Regions from separate parts of the Homo sapiens genome. Here region 2 is linked to region 1. The links are chromatin loops, found by intact Hi-C in ENCODE. Cell type or tissue: heart left ventricle. All regions are shown on one strand. Links, peaks and the distances in the headings refer to the core of each region. The heading gives the core; the rest is flanking DNA. Region 1 overlaps ARRB1 (arrestin beta 1). Region 2 has its middle 6.5 kb from the start of GDPD5.

Region 1 (10,263 bases), core at 3,001-5,500:
TTCAGGTGATTCTCTTGCTTCAGTCTCCCGAGTAGCTGGAACTACAGGGGCCCGCCACCATGCCCAGCTATTTTTGTATTTATAGTAGAGTTGATGTTTCACCATGTTGGCCAGGCTGGTCTTGAACTCTTGGCCTCAAGTGATCCGCCCACCTCAGCCTCCCAAAGTGTTGGGATTATGTGCATGACCCACCACGCCCGGCCCATTTTGCCTCTCTATACTTCGCAATTTCTAAATTCCAAAGAATACCTGGTTCTAGGAGTTTCGGACCTAGGTTATTATTCTTACTAGCAGATGAAGAAACAGAAATGGTCTCTAACCTGCCTAAAGTCACCAGCTGGGTCTGTTATACTGGCCTGGGATGGGGGAAGGGTGGAGCGTGGTGGAGGTGGGCAGTGCCACCCTCTAGGTGCCCGCCTTTCCATTTTTCTCAGGATGATTTTAGATGAACAGATGGTTGGATCTGGGCTTGGGCTGGTGTTTGGGGCACAGAGGTTTGGGAGACCAGGTTGGGAGAGGCCGCTTACTCTCTGTCCTTTCCCCAGATGGTGTGGTCCTGGTGGATCCTGAGTATCTCAAAGAGCGGAGAGGTAGGCTGTGGCCCCCATCCCCAGCCTGTCAAGGGCCGCCTCCTCTTCCCCCCGGACCTCTAGCATAGGAACTCCCTGCCCATCCCCACTGGTTCCCCTGAAAGCCCCAACAAATACCTCTACAGATGCCGTTGCCTCCTCCAGCCTGGGACGGCCCTGCCCCAAGCTTACTTTGGGAGAAGGTTTCCCCATGCCCTGAGCACTTTCACATCAATATGTCATGACTGTGGCAAGGCTGGGGATGCCAGCAGGGTAGGAGTAGGTTCTTCTTTAACAGAACAGAACATTGATACCGGGGCAGTATCAATGCGCAGGAAGACAAGAGTGCAGACTGAGCTGTGACAAGACGCTTGCCGTCCAGATACCACCCAGCACTTGCCCTGCCCCCACAACTCCCTGCTCCTTCCCCAGGTCCCCTACCCCCACCCCAGGCCTGCCAGACTACTCCAGCCCCCGCCAAGCCTGTCAGACCGTTTCCATACCCCTCCACATATGCCCTGGGGAGAGGTGGGAGGGGGAAGGACAGAGCTGGCTCAGCAGGCAGCCCCCTCCTCCTCCCAGGGGCCAGGCCATGGCATCCTTCCGGTACTCACTACCAGCCCTCCTGGTGGAGACAGTGCAGCCATCCCCACAGAGCTTGGGACAGGCTTGGGGCCTCCAGTGGGGCCCGTCCCAGGGCTGCTGCCGGCACTCTGGGGGGCTCGCTTGCTGCTCTCCCAGGCCCCTCCTCAGTGCTCCTCGCTCCCCACAGTCTATGTGACGCTGACCTGCGCCTTCCGCTATGGCCGGGAGGACCTGGATGTCCTGGGCCTGACCTTTCGCAAGGACCTGTTTGTGGCCAACGTACAGTCGTTCCCACCGGCCCCCGAGGACAAGAAGCCCCTGACGCGGCTGCAGGAACGCCTCATCAAGAAGCTGGGCGAGCACGCTTACCCTTTCACCTTTGAGGTCAGGAACTGCCATCCCTGGGGCCCCATTCCAGAAATGCCACCTCTAGGAAGCCCTCTGGGGTGGGCATAAGAGGGCGGTGAGGGTCAGCTGCTCCCTGCCACCCAGTTTCCCAGTGTATGCTGGGACCTGGGGCACTGTCACCTGTGTTACCTGGTAAGTGTCTCTTCTCCAGCCCCTGCTGGGGTTTGTCACCTGTACCTTTGGGCTACTCCTCAGACCCTTCTGAGGCCAGGTCATTGGTGGGAGAAAGGGGGTGCTAAGGGGCTTCAGAGAAAGAAAGAGCCCTTTCTGGACCCTGCATCACTGCAAGGGGTTTCCCGCTCAGATCAGCTCCCCACTTGCCCGGCAGCAACCCAGCTCGCAAGAGAGGGATGGCAAGTAGGTGATCTGTCTGCCCCACCACCTTTCAAATCAGAGACTTTAAGATGCTGGATTTCAAAATCTCAAGTTTCTTAGGCTCTCTGATTCTGAGATTCAGTGTGGTCTCTCCCTTTCTTGGAGGCTGAGAGAGTGGAGAGGGTCATGGAGTCACCTTTTCTACGTAGACATGTTAGCTCCCTATGGCTGCTGAAACAGATTGCCACAAACTCGGCAGCAATTAAAACAACACAGATGTATGAGCTTACAGCTCTGGAGGTCAGAAGTCCCAAAACAGGTCTCAGTGGGCTACCATGGAGGCGTGGCAGGGCTGGCTCCTCTGGAGGCCCTCGGGGAGCGTCCACCTTTTCCAGCATTGCTTTCCTTGGCTCACAGTGCCTTCCTCCATTGTCAAAGCCAGCAGTGGCCGTTGAGTCTTTTGTACATCCCATCACTGTGGCTCAGACATTTCTGCCCCCTGCTTCCACTTCTAAGGACTCTTGTGATTATACTAGGCCCACCAAAATCATCCAGGATACGGTCCCCATCTCAAGGCCTTAATTGGATCTGCAAAGTCACTTTTGTCATTAAGGTCCCAGGTTTGGGCGATTAGGGTGTGGACATCTTTGGGGAACATTATTCTGCCAACCACAGTAGACATCATAGAAAGATCTATTTAAACCATTGCTGCGAGGACTGGGCTGGGCCAAACCCTTTAGATAAAGAAAGCTCTTTATCTAAAGAGTTTTAGATGGGGCATGGCTTGGCATGGTCTGATGGGATAGACATGGCCTGTCCCCTGGGGCCCTTGGTCTGATGGGTGTATGGGAGTGTCTGGGCTGCAATACATGAGACAGGACAGTGGTGGATGTGACAGGTGGCTCGTTCTGTCCTCTTCTTGACAGATCCCTCCAAACCTTCCATGTTCTGTGACACTGCAGCCGGGGCCCGAAGACACGGGGAAGGTAGGTCACCCCAAGGGGACCATCTCTCTGGCTCCAGGAGTCTCATGTCCCCAGGTCCCTGGCTTTCTCCCTGGGAGGTGCTGGACACACAGGACCACTCTCCCTGTTGAACAGTCTTTGTGTCTAGGCTAAGCTGGTCCCACCTTGGACAACCAGTCTCTCTTCAGACAGGGCAGCAGGTACGGGGTCAGCCTCACTCTCCCATTCAGTGATGGGTCTGGAGGCTCTCCTGGGTGGCGTTGGCTGCAACAGGACCAAAGTGTTCTGAGGACCTACACCTGGCCTCATGTAACCCCTGGCAACCTGGAATCAAAGTGCGATCATCCCCATTTCACAGATGGGGAAACTGAGGGTTGGAGAGAAGTGACACCACTAGCTCCAGAGCTTTGAGCCCAGCTTCCTCATCTGCAAGATGGAGATAACAGCACGTGCCTCCTTGTCTTGTTAGAGGAATACCGGATAAGCCACCCAGGGCCGGGTGTGCACACAGTAGTAGGCGCCCCCAGTCTGCTCAGGTGCCTGTTGCTATTTCTGGGCAGCTGCCTGGATGAGGACGGCCACCCAGACTGAGGCAGGAATCCAAAGAGCAGAGCCCCGTTTGGGTGGTTCGAGATGTCCCATGTCAGATGGAGGAGGCAGCACAGCATTGGGGCTGAGCACAAGGGCGTTCCCCCGCTTCTTCCAGACCAAGGAAGGCTGGGCTGTGGGAGCTTGGTGTTCCTGTCCAGTGTCCTCGTTTGTAAAATGAGAGGTGGGCTGGCTGTGTACTGGGGACCCTGCTTCTCCAAGGCCCTGTGGTCAGTGACCCCTTCCCCACAGGCTTGCGGTGTGGACTATGAAGTCAAAGCCTTCTGCGCGGAGAATTTGGAGGAGAAGATCCACAAGCGGTGAGTAGGATGCCAGGGTGTGGGCCGCCTGCTGGGTGAGGGAGGGAGACAGGATGGGCAAAGTCCAAGAGGAGATAAGTAACAATACCTGGAAGTGTGTGAGGAGGGGCGCACATTCCAGCCTTGGAAGGGCACTCTGGAAGCTGGGAGGTCACGGAGGGCTTCCTTGGGGAGGTGGCTTCGACTGCCTGGGTTCAGGCTGCAGCATCTTCTCCTTTGCACCATTGTGGCAGCTTCCTCCCTCATCTCCCTGCCTCTCATTTCATCCCCTCCAGACTGCATGTCTTTTTAATTTGTTTTGGAAAAACCCTAAATTCAGATTGTGTTAAACAGTGAGCAGGCTGTTTCCTGACCATTCTCATTTTCCAGTTTTCCTCCTGGGAGGCGTTCAGCAGGAGTGGAGTGTGTGTCAATGGCAGCTTCTAAGTGAGGAGGAAGTGGAGATAGTGAACCCATCCAGGGGAGAGTGACAGGGAGGTCGGCCCACATCTAAGAGATGGGAAGCGTTCTCTGGAGAAGAACAGCCCGGGCAGACAGAGAGCCCAGGCTGGCAGCCAGAAACAGCTGGCCCGGATGTCTCATGCCTGCCCCTCCTGGGTCGGGCTGTGCTCTGTCTGCCTCCTGGAATAGCTGGTGGGCCCTCGACGCTGATGTGCCTGCATCCAGAGGCACTGGTCCCAGAGGAGGTTGGCTGAGGGCACAGCAGCCTTTTTAGGGCGTGGGCTGAGTTTGCCACCTGGTGGCTATAGGGTGTATTGCATGCATTTGCATCTGCAGCCCTGGCAGCTGTGTGTGAGGAGATGGGACTTTTCTCCCTTGCTTCTCTGTCTCCCTTTTCCTCTTAAGACCTGAGACCAGGGAAGAGGAAGGGTGCTGTGGGATGTGGGAGGAGGCTTGGTAAGCACAAGAAAGAGGAGGTGACATCGAGAGCCACCCCTCTCACCCTACCACCAATGGGACATTTAAAATCCACACCAAGGAGTTACTAATAATAATGATATAGAAGCTATCATTTATCAAGGGCTGATTAGGTGCCAGACACCATTTACAGTGCTGGGCTGTATGAACTAATTTAATCCTCACAGCAGCTCTAAGAAGTACGTCCTTGCTGGGCGTGGTGGCTCACACCTGTAATCCCAGAGCTCTGGAAGGCCGAAGGCAGGCATATTACTTGAGGCCAGGAGTTCCAGACCAGCCTGGCCAACATGGTGAAACCCCATCTCTATTGAAAATACAAAAATTAGGCAGGTGTGGTGGCATATGCCTGTAACCCCAGCTACTCAGAAGGCCGAGGCAGGAGAATTGCTTGAAGCTGGGAGGCAGAGGTTGTAGTGAGCTGAGATTGCGCCACTGCACTCCAGCCTGGGCAACAGAGTGAGACTCCATCTCAAAATAAATAAATTAATAAAAATTTAAAAAGGAGAAAAAGAGGTAGGTCCTTCTGTCATCACCCTTTACAGATTAGGGAACAGAGGCAGAGAGAGGTTAATGTACCCAGGGCCACATAGTTAGTAAGAGGAGAGCTGGGAGTTTGACCCTGGCTCCCTGGTTACAGGCAATGGAGGCAGCTTATCTGAGCAACGGAGATGCCGGCATTCCCAGCATGCCACAGAGACGGCCTCACCAAGTCCCCCTCCCTCACCAGATCCTCATTTGCTCCCTGATCCCCTGTAATCTTCATGGAGCCAGTCTCATCCATGGGCCTTCTCCCCTCCCTGGGCTTGTCCCCTTCACTGGCTTGCATCCCCCTGACTGAATCCACGCCTCCTCCCTGAACCCCAACGCCTCCCCAAGCCCCATTTCTTCTTGAGACCGCTGTCCCCTCTGCATAGTTTTACATAATAGATATCTGGCAGTTGTTTATTATATGGCAGGCACAGTCATAGGTGCTGAGAGTACAGCTGTGAACACCTTAGACACAAATTTCTGTCCTTAAAGAACTTACACAAATAGTGTCCTATGTCACCAAAATAGATGACAGAGGGACACTATTTGTGTATGGTGACATAGGGAGTCAGGAAGTGACAATGTTACCTATTTGGTGACATAGGGAAGCAGGAGGTGAAAAATGTAGTCCCTGTTTCAGCATCCTGCTGGGTACCAGGACCAAATGAAGTGCAGCCACAGGGCACTTCTGGGACAGAACAGGGGAGGATGGAATGGAGCCAGATGGTGACAGACCCCTATGCTGATCTCTGCAGTTTGGCTGGATTCTAAGGTGATGGAGAGCCATGCCAGTCTCTTGAGCAGGAGAATGATGTGAGGCTCGCAAGGAGAGGGGATGAAGGCAGGTGACCCTGGTCCTCTTTCACTCCGCCCATCTCCATTAGGAATTCTGTGCGTCTGGTCATCCGGAAGGTTCAGTATGCCCCAGAGAGGCCTGGCCCCCAGCCCACAGCCGAGACCACCAGGCAGTTCCTCATGTCGGACAAGCCCTTGCACCTAGAAGCCTCTCTGGATAAGGAGGTAGGAGGCTCGGACTTGGCAGGGGGTGGGGGCTGCTCCACCAGGGCCTGGGCCTCAGATCCCAGCTCTCTCCTGGCCTGCAAGGATGCCTCAGGTAGGAGCTTCTATCCCCAGCCCAAGGACCACAGGGGTCAGGGAATCTGAGACCTCTCATGGGGGATTTGGAGAAGCCTCTTGGGCCTAAAGGAGTGGCAAAGGGGGCATGAACTTGAGAGATGTGATGGACTTCCGAAGTGAGGAGCAGACCTTCCTGAAGGTCCTGGACATCTCCCCCACACCTCCACCAGCTGCCTGCCTCAGGCCGAGTGCTGAAGGTCAACCAGCATTGCAGAGGGGGCACGGTGGGGGGCCGTGACCTTCCTGCCAAACACTGAGCGTCAGGGCGACAAGCCCTGCAGAAGGAAGGGCCTCCCCTCAAACTCTGAATCAAACCCAGCTGACTGCTGTGAGCTTAGGCTGGCCCCTCCTCAAGGTGTGGGCACCCCCTCTCTCTCGGGGCATGGCTGAAGGGAAGTGCCTTGGGGCAAGATGCAAGTTGAGGTCTTTTTGTAGGGATTCAGAGCTGGCTCCCTCAGTGAGCTGGTGAGCCCATCCTCACCTTTCCCTGCTTCTTCCAGATCCTTCTGTGGACAGAATTTAGAGCTGGCAGGGACTTCAGACATCACCTAGTCCAACCCCTTCGTTGCACAGAGGGAGACCCTGAGGCTTAGATAACCTACCCACGGTCACACTGCTTTCATCATCGTCAATGTTATTGTTGTTATTGTTGTCACAATTACTGCTGGCCAAGCCAGGGCTGGAGCCCAGGACTATCACCTTCCAATTCCGTTATCTTTCAAGGGTCCCACCAGGGAACTGAAGGCTAATGTGCTTGGTGGCTTTCATGCCACCTTAGCAGCAGTGGGAAGTGGCTGATGAACTTGGGGCAAATGTCACAATGCCTTGGGGGATTCGGAGAAGCCTCTTGGGCCTAAAGGAGTGGCAGAGGGGGCATGAACCTGAGGGATGTGATGGACTTCAGATGGGAGCAGCAGACCCTTCTGAAGGTCTGCGCAAGGTCTGGGGAACCCCAGAAGATCGCGTGGGGGCTTTTCTCCCTCCCCTTTCCCTAGAACCTTGCTGTCCTCCCAGCCAACCCCGTCCCTTCTTATGCCCCCCAGATCTATTACCATGGAGAACCCATCAGCGTCAACGTCCACGTCACCAACAACACCAACAAGACGGTGAAGAAGATCAAGATCTCAGGTATCCCAGACAGAGGGTCAGCTTAGGGGACAGCGAGAGGCAATCTTCCCAAGGGCTGGGGGTGGCTGAAGTATCTCCCCTTGTTAACAGCCTTGTATAAAAAATAGCCACTGAAGCCCAGGGCCTGCTCTGAGCCACAGGGCAAAGCTTTTGAGTTGGGTAAGGCAGGCTGCTTATTGGCTAGGTAATGAGTTTGCTCTTTAAGCCACCTCTTCAGTTTCTTGGGTTCTGGACAAAGCTGTCCTTGAGGGGAAGGCTTTGGTTATGGAAGGAAATGGGTGTGTTTGGGGCTACCCTTTGGATGTAAGACAGGGGTGGTCTTATGCAGAAGTCCCCACTGGTGGCCTCTGGCCATTGCCTGGGGCTGAATATCCCCAACCCGGGGACGCCTGTGAGACTCCATGGGAGCTACATTCCCGACTCACTCCACCTTGATTCCTCTCCCTCCCTAGTGCGCCAGTATGCAGACATCTGCCTTTTCAACACAGCTCAGTACAAGTGCCCTGTTGCCATGGAAGAGGCTGAGTAAGTGGGCACAAGTCTGGCCTTGGGCGTATGGGATTGGGTGGGAAAAAGAGAAGCTCTAGGTGTCCTGTTACAGGTCCAGGTGGCTCTTCTCCACCTGGCAGAGGGCTGGGCCTCAGACTTCCTTGCCACTCAGAGTAGATGATCCCGAAGAGCCTTTTAGAAACCATCCACCTGATTTAGCTTCAAGAAAATGCATGCTACAGTCAAGGAAGAGACCCACTAAAACTAGAGTGACAAAACAATAGCTAATGAATGTAAGGGGATTGGGGTTGTGAGAAGAAATAATTACGTTGTACAAGAAACCTAGGTTGAAGGGAAATACTTTGTTCTTGGCTTCCTGGTAGCCAGGGCAAAGTGGGTAAGGCACTAGGTACACAGCTCTTGTCTGATAAAGGGGTAATCCAACTCATTGGGAAAAAGGGGTTGTGTGTGGGAGTGCAGAGAATAATTACACACAAAAAAATCATCTAGGTTTGAGGAGAACTGCTATGGTTGAGCATGGATCGAACTTTGTCCCAGGCTTGTTGGCAGCTAAGGCAAGTGGAGAGATCTGAAGTGAAACATCTTTACTTACCTAAAGGAAGTAAATGCTCCCATTCAAAGACATACACATTTTTTTTTCCTGGCCCTGCAAGTAATTTCTTGGGGCAATTATACCTGATATAATTTTACATGTATATGTGTATTTGTTTATGTATAATTCCAATCAGTATTTCTTGCAACTGAAAATATTTTTAAAATGTTACTACATGGCCTTTGAAATAGTTTTTAATGTCCTATAGGTGAACATGCTATGATTAGATCAAGCTTTCTCTGGTTACTGGATATTTTTCATATCCACTGTTGATTTTTTCAAAAAAATCAGAGCTATGAGGCATAGATTCCTGATGGTAAAGTGAAGTGATCTAGAACCAGAGTAACATATAATCCCTAAAGAGTAGAAAATCCCAACCACTGCAGATGGTGCCAGCGTCTGCATAACGAATACCAGCAGGGATGGCTGGGGAGGCATTTGCACTCACAGACTTGTTTACTTCTCAGGAAGCGCTGTGGGGCTGGGGTTGCTGCTGCCCCAGTATGTAGAGGAGGAAGTGGCTCAGAGAGATGTGACTTGCAAGTTAGCAAGCAGCAAAGCTGGGGCTGGAACACGGTCGTCCGACTCCAAGGCTTGTTCACTATCTGCTGCATGACAGCTCTCTCATTGGAAAGGATGGGGGATAGAGCAAAAGCAAGTAAAAATTGGACAATCAAAACACCCTATATATGATGGATGTGATCAAGCAAGTAAAGTTTTAATTGTTGAGCCTAGATGGTGGGTATATGGGTGCCCAAATAGCTTCATTTATGGTTTATGTGTAGCTATAATTTTTTCTTTTTAAAATGTGTTTAGAGACAGGGCTGGTGCTCACGCCTATAATCCCAGCACTTGGGGAGGCTGAGGCAGGCAGATCACTTGAGGTCAGGAGTTTGAGACCATCCTGGCCAACATGGCAAAACCTCATCTCTACTAAAAATACAAAAATTAGTCGGGCATGGTGGCGCGCCCCTGTGATCCCAGCTACTTGGGAGGCTGAGGTAGGAGAACTGCTTCAACCTGGGAGGTGGAGGTTCCAGTGAGCCAGGATCGCACTACTGTACTCTAGCCTGGGCGACAGAGCAAGACTCTGTCTCAAAAAAATAAAATAAAATAAAATAAAATAAAATAAAATAAATTTAAATTAAATTTGTTTAGAGACAGAGTTTCACTCTGTTGCCCAGGCTGGAGTGCAGTGGTATGATCATGGCTCACTACAGCCAGCCTCGAACTCCTGGGCTCAAGTGATCCTCCTGCCTCAGCCTCCCAAGTAGCTAGGACTACAGGTGTGCACCACCATATCAGGCTAATGTTTAAAATTTTTTGTAGCGATGGGGTCTTGCTATGTTGCCCAGGCTGGTCTCAAACTCCTAGCCTCAAGCAATCCTCCTGTCAGCCTCTCAAGTTGCTGGGATTACAGGCATGAGCAACTGTGCCTGCTGTGGCTGTACTTTTTTTTTTTTTTTTTTTGAGATGGAGTCTTGCTCTGTCACCCAGGCTGGAGTGCAGTGGAGCAATCTCGGCTCACTGTAAGCTCCACCTCCCAGGTTCATGCCATTCTCCTGGCTCAGCCTCCTGAGTAGCTGGAACTACAGGCGTCCACCACCATGCCCGGCTAATTTTTTTGTATTTTTAGTAGAGACGGGGTTTCACCTTGTTAGCCAGGATGGTCTCCAACTCCTGACCTCGTGATCTACCCG
Region 2 (10,263 bases), core at 3,615-6,114, 250 kb before region 1:
GTAGAAACCAGAGGCGTGTACCTTCACATGTAGCACGATGTTCCGGGTCCCATGCTGGGTGCTGGGGACATGGCCTCATGGAAGCAGACACACAAGCTGACATTCACAGAACTGACTGGTAAATGAGTGGATAGAGGCCTCGGGGAGCCCAGAGAAGAGCTTGGGTCCAGGCAGGGCTTCTGTGAGGAAGTGACACCTGAGCCGCGTCCTGAAGTCATACCTTGCCACTCTCCTCCCACTGCCCTCTAGCCCCACTGTGACTCTGAGTCAGCAATGATTCAGAAGAGCGCAGACTTGGGTGTCAGAACCTGGGTTTGCATATTGGTTTACATGCTGGGTGGCTTTGGGCAAGTCACTTCCTCTGGCCAACCTCAGTTTTCTCATCTGTAAAATGTGACAGCGGCTGGCCTAGAGCATCTCTTAAATTCCTTCCAACTTTAACATCCATCAAGCCATGGAGGTTTGCCACTCAGATCTTCCTTTAAGAGAGTGTAGAGCAGGAGTGTCGTTAGCAACAGATCCCAGCAGCAACACCCTGGGATCTACTGCTGTGTTCCTGACAAGGCCACTTTCTCCTTGGGCAGCCCTAGCCAATGACTCAGCTCAGTGGGAGAAGGAGGTCTGGCCGTTTCTGCCCAGCAGATGTCTCCTCTGTTTTTTGTTTGTTTGTTTGTTTTTGTTTTGTTTGTTTGTTTTTGAGCCAGAGTATCACTCTGTGGCCCAGGCTGGAGCACAATGGCACAATTTCAGCTCACTGCAACCTCCGCCTCCCAGGCTCAAGCGATCCTTCTGCCTCAGCCTCCCAAGTAGCTGGGACTACAGGTGTGAGCCACCACGCCCAGCCTCTAACAGCTAATTTGTGCTCTGGCCTCCCCACTGGGCTGGCTGAGGCTTTCTCGGAGCTGCAGTGCAGTCTGAGGCTCTTTCTACTTAATCCCTCCTTCCCTTCCACCTTTCCCAGATGGTAGGCCCACCTCATGGTCAGAGGGAGGCTTCCTGGAGGAGGAGACACGGGAGCTGTGCCTTCCAGGTTGACTTGGGTGTAGAGGGCCCAGCATGTGCTGCTGAGAGCCAAGAGAGGGGAGCCACTGAGGAGTTTTAATCAAGAGAATGCTGTGCTCAGATCTGAAATAGTGGGAAGTGGATAGGAGAGGGCAAGAGAGGAGGCAGGGAGAGCACCGAAGAGGCTGACATGATGGGCACTGGCCTTGGAGGTGATTATGGGAGCCACAGGGTCAAGGAGTGGATGGAAAAATGTTTAGATGTTCAGGAGATAGAAACTCCAGAGTTGGGAGCCTGGACACTCCAGTAGCTAGCTTGCTTTCTCTTTTTTTCTTTTGTTCTCTTCCTCCCCTCCTTCCTTCCTTCCTCCCTCCCTCCCTCCCTCCCTTTCTGTCACTCCATCACACAGGCTGGAGTGCAGTGGTGCAATCTCAGCTCACCTCAACTTCCACCTCCTGGGTTCAAGTGATTCTCATCCCTCAGCCTCCCGAGTGGCTGGAATTACAGGCGCGCGCCACCAGGCCCAGCTAATTTTTGTATTTTTAGTAGAGACGGGGTTTCACCATGTTGGTCAGACTGGTCTTGAACTCTTGACCTCAAGTGATCCGCCCGCCTCGGCCTCCCAAAGTGCTGGGCTTATAGGCGTGAGCCACCATGCCTGGCCTCCAGTAGCTTTAGAATTCCCTTCCCTGCATCTCTGTGACTGACGGGCTATAGGGGGTGATGTCTAGGATGTTGGGATCTGTCACAGAGATGGAGAATACTGAAGGAGCGGCTTTAGGGGGAATCGATGCAGTTTTGGACAGCATAGGAAAACAGCCTGTTGTATAATAAGGGTGACGCTGTGTCCGGAATTGGAGGGTTCTTGGTCTCACTGACTTCAAGAATGAAGCCTCGGACCCTCGCGTTGAGTGTTACAGAAGAGAACCTGGTGTTGGGGGGCAGGGGTGCTGGGGGAAAGAAGAGAACCCGGGAGGAAGCAGTAGATGGCACTTTGAATTTATAAAATTTCATTTGGTAAAGTTAACAAAAATAAAGGGGTCTGTTTTTATTACTGATGTGGCACCCTTCTCTCCCCCACTAAACTGAACACTCCTCAAGGGGAGGGGGCAGGGTCTGATTGCATTTTGCATCTCTAGTGCCAGCCTCAGGTCTGGCATGGACTGGGCCCTCAGCACAGGTTCCTGGAACTGAGTTATTCTAGGAAGCCAGGGTTCCTATCACCACCCCCATGGTACTGGCTGGTTGGGGTATTTCTAATTTTCGGCCCTGAACAGTGCCCATGGGTGCCTCTTAAGCACATGATGAGAGGGGCAGGTGTCTTCTCTCAACTCTCCTCTTCCTTCCCCCTCCCCTGCTGCTCCTGGAGATAAGGAGGCCCCTCTGTTCTGAGAGGGTGTCAGGGCTATGTTTTGAAGGAAACTCTATCAACTTAACTGGTAGCTGTTCCCAACAGTGGAGGGGCTCAAAAAAAAAGAGCGCCAGTAGGGAGGGGACCCACCTGCATGGGTCCTTCAGTGGCCTCACCTTCAGGGGATAAAACCACAGTGTGAAAGTGTAAAAATGTTTAGTACTTACACACCCTGGAGGGCACAACAGAGGTGTCTCTGTCTCTCTCTCACACACGGACACACACACACACACACACACACACACACGTCAGGGAGTGCAGGCAGGAAGAGACAAGACCCATGGGCCACTGCCTATATTGGGTCGAGGGTGTCCAGCTTTCCCTCAGGGAGCTTTAATTGGTAGGTTTAAAGCAAGCAGGCACTAGTTCCAGTTGGTCACACTGTGACTGAGAGGTGGTCACTTCCAGTTGACAAGCTCATGTCTGAATGGTCCGTTTAAAGGAGAGAGCGGGAAGGCCAGGAGCCAGCCTGCTAGGTGGGAGAGAAGCCTCTAAGTTTTATCTCCAGCCACCAGCTGGAGCCATTCGGGTGGGGCATAGTATTGGAAACTGTGTCAAGGGTGACTGAGCCCTGCTTCTGGTATGAGAACGTTAAATTAAAACATGAATGCCAAGTACAGACCCTGCTGGGGAAGTCTGCAAGGTCAAAACTCTTTTCATAATGAGACTAAGGCATCATTTGCCTTTTTTGCTGGGTTGACATTTCCCTGACGGTGCAAAAGCCAACGTGGCGGCCTCCAATGCGATGTACAGGAAGTCATCGCATTTTTCACTGCCACGCCCTCATAGGAAAACACTGCCAACATCGACCAGGAAAGTCTTTGATGCAGCAATAAAAATGATCCCATTCACAATATACTGGTCCTTGAGTATACATCTTTTTAATATTCTGGGAAGCAACATAGAGCACTTCTGCCATATCCGATGCAGCACAATGGTTGTCTCCAGAAAAGCATTTGCACTTGTTTGAACTGTGAGCTTAACTAGTCACTTTTTTTTTTTCATGGAACACCATTTTGACCTGAAAGAAATACTGACAGATAAATTATGCTTATGCAGACTTGAGTCTCTGGCAGACATTTTCTCAAGAATGAATAAAATGAATCTGTCATTTCACAGCAAACTGACAGTATTTATTGCTAATGATGAAACCCAAGCTCAAGTGAAAATTGGAATTTTAGAAACCTTGTGTTCACCACTGTGACCTTGGCAGCTTCCCAATACTTAAAGACTTCTCTGATGAGATCGGTGTTGATATTAACTAATGTGATTTTTAAAACATAGTATACTAATATTTGTCAATATTTGAAAGACCTGCATAACTTGGTGAACCATTTTTTTCCAAACAGCCAGTGCATTAAGTTATAACATCATGCTTGGGCAAAAGATATATCCAAAATGCGAAAGAGTCTAATGTATTTTAATGTAATTGAACATAAAAATTTCATTGATAGGATTTCAGATTTTTTTTTTTTTTTTTGAGACTGAGTGCAGTGGCAGAATCTTGGCTCACTGCAACCTCCGCCTCCCGGGTTCAAGAGATTCTCCTGCCTCAGCCTCCCGAGCAGCTGGGACTACAGGCAGGCGCCACCATGCCCAGCTAATTTTTGTATTTTTAGTAGAGACGGGGTTTCACCATATTGGCCAAGCTGGTCTCGAACTCCTGACCTCGTGATCCACCCACCTCAGCCTCCCAAAGTGCTGGGATTACAGGCATGAGCCACTGCGCCCGGCTAGATTTCAGATTCTAATCACAACTAACCTTCAAAAAAAAAAAACAGCACTTGTCAAGTTTTGGCTAGTATCAAAAAAGAATAGCCAGGCTCAGTAGTTCACACCTGTAATCCCAGCACTTAGGGAAGCTGAGGCAGGAGGATTGCTTGAGGCCAGGAAAAGACCAGCCTGGGCAACATAGTGAGACCCCATCTGTACCAAAAAAAAGAAAAATGAGCTGAGTGTGGTGGTGAGTACCTGTAGTCCTTGCTACTTGGGAGGCTGAGGTGAAAGGATCACTTGAGCCCAAGAGTTTGAGGTTACAGTGAGCTATGATCATGCCACTGCACTCCAGCCTGGCCAACAGAGCAAGATCCTGCCTCTAAAAAATAAAAAAAAGAATAGCCACAATTATTTGAAAGGGCTGTTAACATATCCCTTTTACAACTATGTATTTGCGTAAGCCTGTATTTTCTTCATAAACTTCACTTAAAACAACATATTGCATCAGATTAAATGCAGAAGTGTGTTTGAAAATCCAGCTGTCTTCTATCAAGACATTAAAGAAATTTGTAAACATATAAAATAATGCCACTTTTCTCATTAATTTTTTATTTTGGGAAATATTTTTTCTAAAAATATGTTGTTACACTACATTTATTATTTTAATCATATAATATGAATATTTTAAAAACATATCAATTTAAATTTATATTACTGTAAATACCAATAGACATAAAACGTATAAACAGATGTTCTTTGGGGTCCTCAATAATTTTTAGGCAAGAAAAGGGGTCCCGAAACCATTAAGTTCCAGAACCAGCCCTTTAATGTTGTACCAACCAGTCTCAGACAGCAGGGGGCAGCAGAGGCAGCCAAATGAAGGCATTCCCTCTGCATTTCTACAGTTAAAGGTATTGAGTGCCTACTGGGTGTGGCCACACCCTGTGCTGCGACACAGAAATCAATCTGGCAAGTTCATGGTGGGGGTTGGAGGGAAGCAGTCCCCGGCAACTGACAATGGTGGGGACAAAGCAGATAGTTCTTCTAGTGAGCATCCAAAGGCTCTGGGGAAGGGTCAGCATGGCATTATGGTGACCTCGGTTATTCCCACTGGCTGGCGACAAGACCTGGTGGGAGAGGAAGCTTCCAGGATCTGGGGTCAGAAAGGAATGTGAAGCTCCCCAGCCTTGCAAGACTGGAGCCTGAACAGTGATCCAGGAGAATGAGAAAGGGGGTCAGGTATCTTTTTTTTTTTGAGACAGGGTCTCCCAGGGTGGAGTGAAGTGGCACGATCTCAGCTCTCTGCAGCCTCCACCTCATGCCTCATGCTTCCCAAGTAGCTGGGACTACAGGCATGCACCACCACACGTGGCTAATTTTTGTATTTTTAGTAGAGATGGGGTTTCACTATGTTGGCCAGGCTGGTCTCAAACCCCTGGCCTCAAGTGATCCATCCGCCTTGGCCTCCCAAAGTGCTGGGATTACATGTGTCAGCTACCCCACCCAGCCATGATATCATTTTTTATTAACTTGACACAGACATTTCCCAAAGCCCCCTCTACGAAGTGAGAAGGGGCTGCTTCAGCTCTGTCTCTCCTGTCCCCACTGTGGTCCTCACCCCCAACCCCCAAATACAGCCTCTCCTCAGTCCCAGGTCAGCTTCCTGCCCCTCCCTTATTCACAGAGCTTTAACTGAAGCCCTCCTCCAGGAACCAACACCAAAACCAAAACCCTCCTCTGCCTCTGCCTTCCCCGCCAGCTGCCATCCAACCATGTTGCCCTGCCAGCTGCCCTGAAAGGGGCTGTCCACCATGTCACCAAGTGAGCCCCTGCTCCTGCCTCCCACCCTATGCACATCACCCTTCCCAAGTCACCCACAGTCCCAATGGCCCACCCCAGGGGACACCTCCATCCTGGCCCTCCCGGCCCTGGCTAACCTCTCCCTGCACACTCTCCTCTCACTGTCTGCTCCCCTCTGTCCTCTTCTTCCCCTCAGAGGGCTCCTCCTCAGGCCCCTGCCCCTGCCCATCCCCTCCCTGTTGGTTTTCATCCGTGGTGAGCCACGCTTCCCTCCCAGGGGCTACTCAGCCTCTCCTCCCAAAGGCTGTCCATTCCCAAGAGGTGGACTCAAGCCCGGCCCCGCCCCCCAGAGCTCTACCGAGGAATATCCCATGTATCTCCCAATGGTCCCTCAAACTCACTGTGTCCCCAAGCCACATCATCACCTTTCCCCATACCTGCATCTCCAGGCTCCCCACCCCAGGAAATGGCACCACCAGCTGGGCCCTGGGAGTCACCCAGGCATTTCTAGCTCACTCTTGCCCTACGTGGACACAAATCAGTAGCTCGAGCCTCTTTCCCTGTAGATGTTCTGGGATGCCTCCCACCCACTTGGGCCACAGCCGGGGCCCAGGCTCAGACCCGCGCCTCTCCTTGTCACCTTGACTCTTAACACAGGCCCCAGTCTGTCTACCTCAGTGATCTCTGAGAAGCACATATGACCTTGTTGTCCCTGTGAAACCCTCCCATGGCTCCCCTCCACCCTCAGCACAGAGGCCAACTCTTGACTAAGACCTTGTGTGGCACGTCCCTCTGCCTGGCTCTCCAGCCACAGTCTCTCTTGACCTTTCGGCCTTGGTACTACAGAATTGATTTTGGTCTCCCAGATATACACCATGTACCTCAGGCCTCACTGACTGAACATTTGATCTTTTCATCCTTACCACCTTTGAAGTAGCCACTATTTTCTTTTTCTTTTTTTTCCCAACTGAGCTAACCGGCCTGAAGGAGCTACTATTTTCATCTCCCTTTTACCCACAGGAATCTCAGGCACAGAGAGGGAAGGTGACTGGGCCAGGATGTGCACCTGGCTCCCAAGCCCACAGCATCACAGCCCACAGTGCCCTACATCCAACCAGCTCTCCAGGCCAGGCAAGTGCCTCCAGCCCCTCTCCACTCCCCATTCCACATACACACTCTTACCAAATCCACCATGCGTTAAGCCAGGCTACAGCTCAGATGCTCACCCTGCACATGTGTCCCGGATCCCCTCGGGACCCCTACTTGACCTCCTTTGGCAATAAACTGGAACATAAAGTTTCCCCCAGGTGTACTGGGGTAGGTGTGGCCCCAGCTCCTACAGCCCTGTTATACATCAGCTGAGGTTAGTTGAGGCCACAGGGCCACTGAGGGCAGTGGAAGACCAGAGAGCAGGAGGGGCAGGCAGGTGGGGGTCCCAGGGATGCCCTCTGGATGTGCGTGAGTGGGCAGAGCAGGCTGGGTCCAAGCCAAGCTTCCCACTCCCCTTCACACTCCCTCCTTGCTAATGCTCCAATGTCCTCCAGATAAATTCCAAACATGAACCCCACCTATCATGGCCTCTCCGGCTCCCCCTCATTTACCTAACACTCACTAGGAACTTACGTGTGTCATCAACACTACCCTAGGTGCCTTACAAAAATTAACTCACTTAATCCTTATAAATATCCTACAAAGTAAGTACTGGGATTATCCCCACTCTACAGATAAGGAAACTGAGGCACTGAGTAACAACAGAGCTAGCACTTGGTAGTGTCAGGATTCGAACCTAGGCCATGTGGCTCCAGAGTCTGTGCTCTAACTGCTCTGTTGTGCAACCCACTTCTCCCTCCGTCATTTCTGTTGCCCTAAATACACTAACTTCTCACCCTCCACCTGCCCATTCCCACTTTCATGCCTTTGCGCTCAATGTTCCGTCTGCCCAGAAGACGCTTCCCTCCTTATCTTGATAAGTTCTGCTTCTTAAATACCCAAGTGTCACCCTCCCTGTGAAGCTGCCCTTGACCCAGCTTGCCCTCCTCCAGCTGAATCAGGCAGCCTCCTCTGTTCAGAAAGCACTTGGTACACATTTCCATGCAGACAGCTCTGGGACTGGGGGCTCCTCGATGATGAGGGCAGGTTCTCATCTGATTGTCCCATCCCTGGATACCCAATGTTTGGTATAGGACTTGGTCCAACTCAGGAAACATTGGTGAATGAGGGACTCGGGCAGCGAGAAATCAGACTCCACCCCTTGCCCTCCAAAAGCTCATAATCTGGTGGGAAAATTGACCCATCAACAGCAGCCCAGATCCAAAGGCATCAGAAGAGGCAAAGGGCCTTCGGTGCCACAGGCTCCAAAGGAAGAGGCTGTGCTTGTCACTGGGAGAAGTGGGCAGGGTTCTCAGAGGCATCAGCTTGTGAGAAGGGCCTTGAAGGATGGAGAAAATCCACTAGGCAAGCGGGACACATGCAGGCAGGAGGGACAGGGAAAGGACTCCAGGCTGGCAGGGACGGAGGCAGAGGGGTAGGAAGGCATGAAGCATTTTGAGGGCTCAATGAGCTCAGTGGAGCCCAATCACCCCACCAGACAGGGAGCTGCAGGAGGGCAGAGCGTCCCTGCCAACGCCTCACACAGGACCTGCATATATGGACGCAGTGGAAGGATTTGTTGGAAGTAGATCTCCAGGGGTGTGGAGCCTCATACAATTCAGTGGCCCTGTTTAAGAAAAACTGCAAAATACTAATATAAATGTAGACGTGAAAGTGAATGTCTATCTGCCATAAGAATGGGAGGAGCTGCGTTTAACAGCCCTGGGGCCCGAAGCTGAAGCTGCTGCCTCCGGTGAGAAGAATGTAAGGAAGGTAGAAGGTTCTTGGGAGAAGTAGGGCATCAGGCAGAAAAGGCTAATGTTTCCGTGTAGCCTCACCCTCGACCACCGCCCAGACCAGCCACCATGACCACCTCTGTCATGCTTCATGGAACTCCTTGGCCACCAAAAGGCCAGATTCCCCAGCTCACAAGACTCCCTCCCCTTTGGAAGAGTGGCCAGAGGGCAAATGTGGGTGTCTTGAGACCTGTTTGCTAGTCACCTCCTGACGACCTTGGGCATGCCTCCCCCTCACACACCCCCAGCGCCTCAGGGGTCATGGAGGGTCTGTTCTGAAAATCTCCTTTTATTCTGACATCCTGCTCATCTGACCCAGCTAAGGAGGCTCTCGCAGCAGGGGCAGCCAGAGAACTCTCTGAGAGCCTCATTCATCTCCCAGTGCCGAGATCTCACAAGGGCAGGCCATGTACCAGGCTGGATGGTGGCGGGTGGGAGGGAAACCAGACATGGAAATCAATCATTACAGAACCTTCAAGCTGAGGGAGCCCAGACCAAAGGCAGGCAGCCTGGGGGAGTTCAGGAAGGCTTCTCGGAGGTGGTGATAAATCTTGGTGGAGATAAATCTTGATAAATCTCATGAGAGATGGGTCATTTATTCAACAATTGTTTACTTGGCACCTACTATGTGCCAGGCTCCGTGCTAGGCTCTGGGGATACAGCAGTGAAGAGAACAGATGAGCATTTGGCCTAGAGGTTCTGCCCTTCAGCCCAGCAGAGAAATGAGAATTAACTCCAGAGAGAAGGGGAACAGCAAAGCAACACATGGAGGAGACAACTGCATGGAGACAGAATGCATCCTGCTTGCTGATGGAGCTGAGAGAAGTTGGCGCAAGTAGAGAGGGAAGTAAGCAATGGGGAGATGAGGCTGGTGGAGTCAGCAGGCAGAGAGCAATAACAAAGGGGCTGGAACGCCAGGCTAGGGATGTAGGGCTTGGTCATGCTGGCAACCGGGAGCCAGAGAGGGCTCTGGACAGAGGGAAGGGCCACAAGGTTTCTTAGCGTCAAGTTCAACAAGTAAAGGCAAAACTGCCTTCTCCCAGCCCTCAGGCTCCAGAGACCAGTCCCAACTTCCTGGGCCCAACTTGCCTACTCCCAACCCCTGGGCCTGAAGAAGACAGGGCACCCTCAAGTCCGCAGCCTGAACTTCAGCCTCCAGCTCACCCTCTTCTTTGTTCTTCCAACCAGTCTCTCAGCCATAGTCTGATGCCATTTCTTTTGCAGGGAATGCCCATGCTTCACCCTCTGAAGCCTGCTGCCTGCCCAGTCCCTCACCTGGTTCCCTGCCAAGTAGCACCTTTATTCTTCTTTTATAGATGAGGAAACAGAGGCTCAGAGAGGGAGAGTAACCTGTTAAAGCCACACAGCTTTACCCTAGAATTTGATAATGATGGGTGGATAGAACTCTGTGCCAGCTGTGTGGTCTCGGGAACGTCACTTAGCCTCTCT

The links. Peaks named below come from ENCODE experiments on the same cell type or tissue, not always from the same donor. Only the 100,000 strongest peaks of a DNase experiment are listed, where the experiment ranks them.
Region 2: it touches region 1 in a loop (4-fold over the local background); 60 of 110 quality-filtered maps call a loop at or near these places.

What each region holds. Positions count from the first base shown.
Region 1 is chr11:75,274,562-75,284,824 of GRCh38, reverse strand. It overlaps ARRB1 (arrestin beta 1), which reads left to right. Exons shown (of 16, transcript NM_004041.5): 4 at 546-590; 5 at 1,342-1,538; 6 at 2,804-2,863; 7 at 3,683-3,750; 8 at 6,081-6,216; 9 at 7,377-7,461; 10 at 7,914-7,986. Among named protein-coding and RNA genes, the nearest start is that of TPBGL, 39 kb to the right of the region's middle. RefSeq lists enhancers at 3,989-4,864, 6,447-6,947. In heart left ventricle, for the core only: CTCF peaks have their summits at 4,289 and 4,498 (motif pointing left); DNase peaks (open chromatin) are centred at 3,884 and 4,434; H3K27ac peaks cover 631 bases.
Region 2 is chr11:75,527,281-75,537,543 of GRCh38, reverse strand. No RefSeq gene overlaps it. Among named protein-coding and RNA genes, the nearest start is that of GDPD5, 6.5 kb to the right of the region's middle. RefSeq lists enhancers at 23-72, 5,080-5,896, silencers at 62-562, 5,043-5,122 and a cis regulatory region at 2,134-3,320. In heart left ventricle, for the core only: a CTCF peak has its summit at 4,986 (motif pointing right); a DNase peak (open chromatin) is centred at 5,023.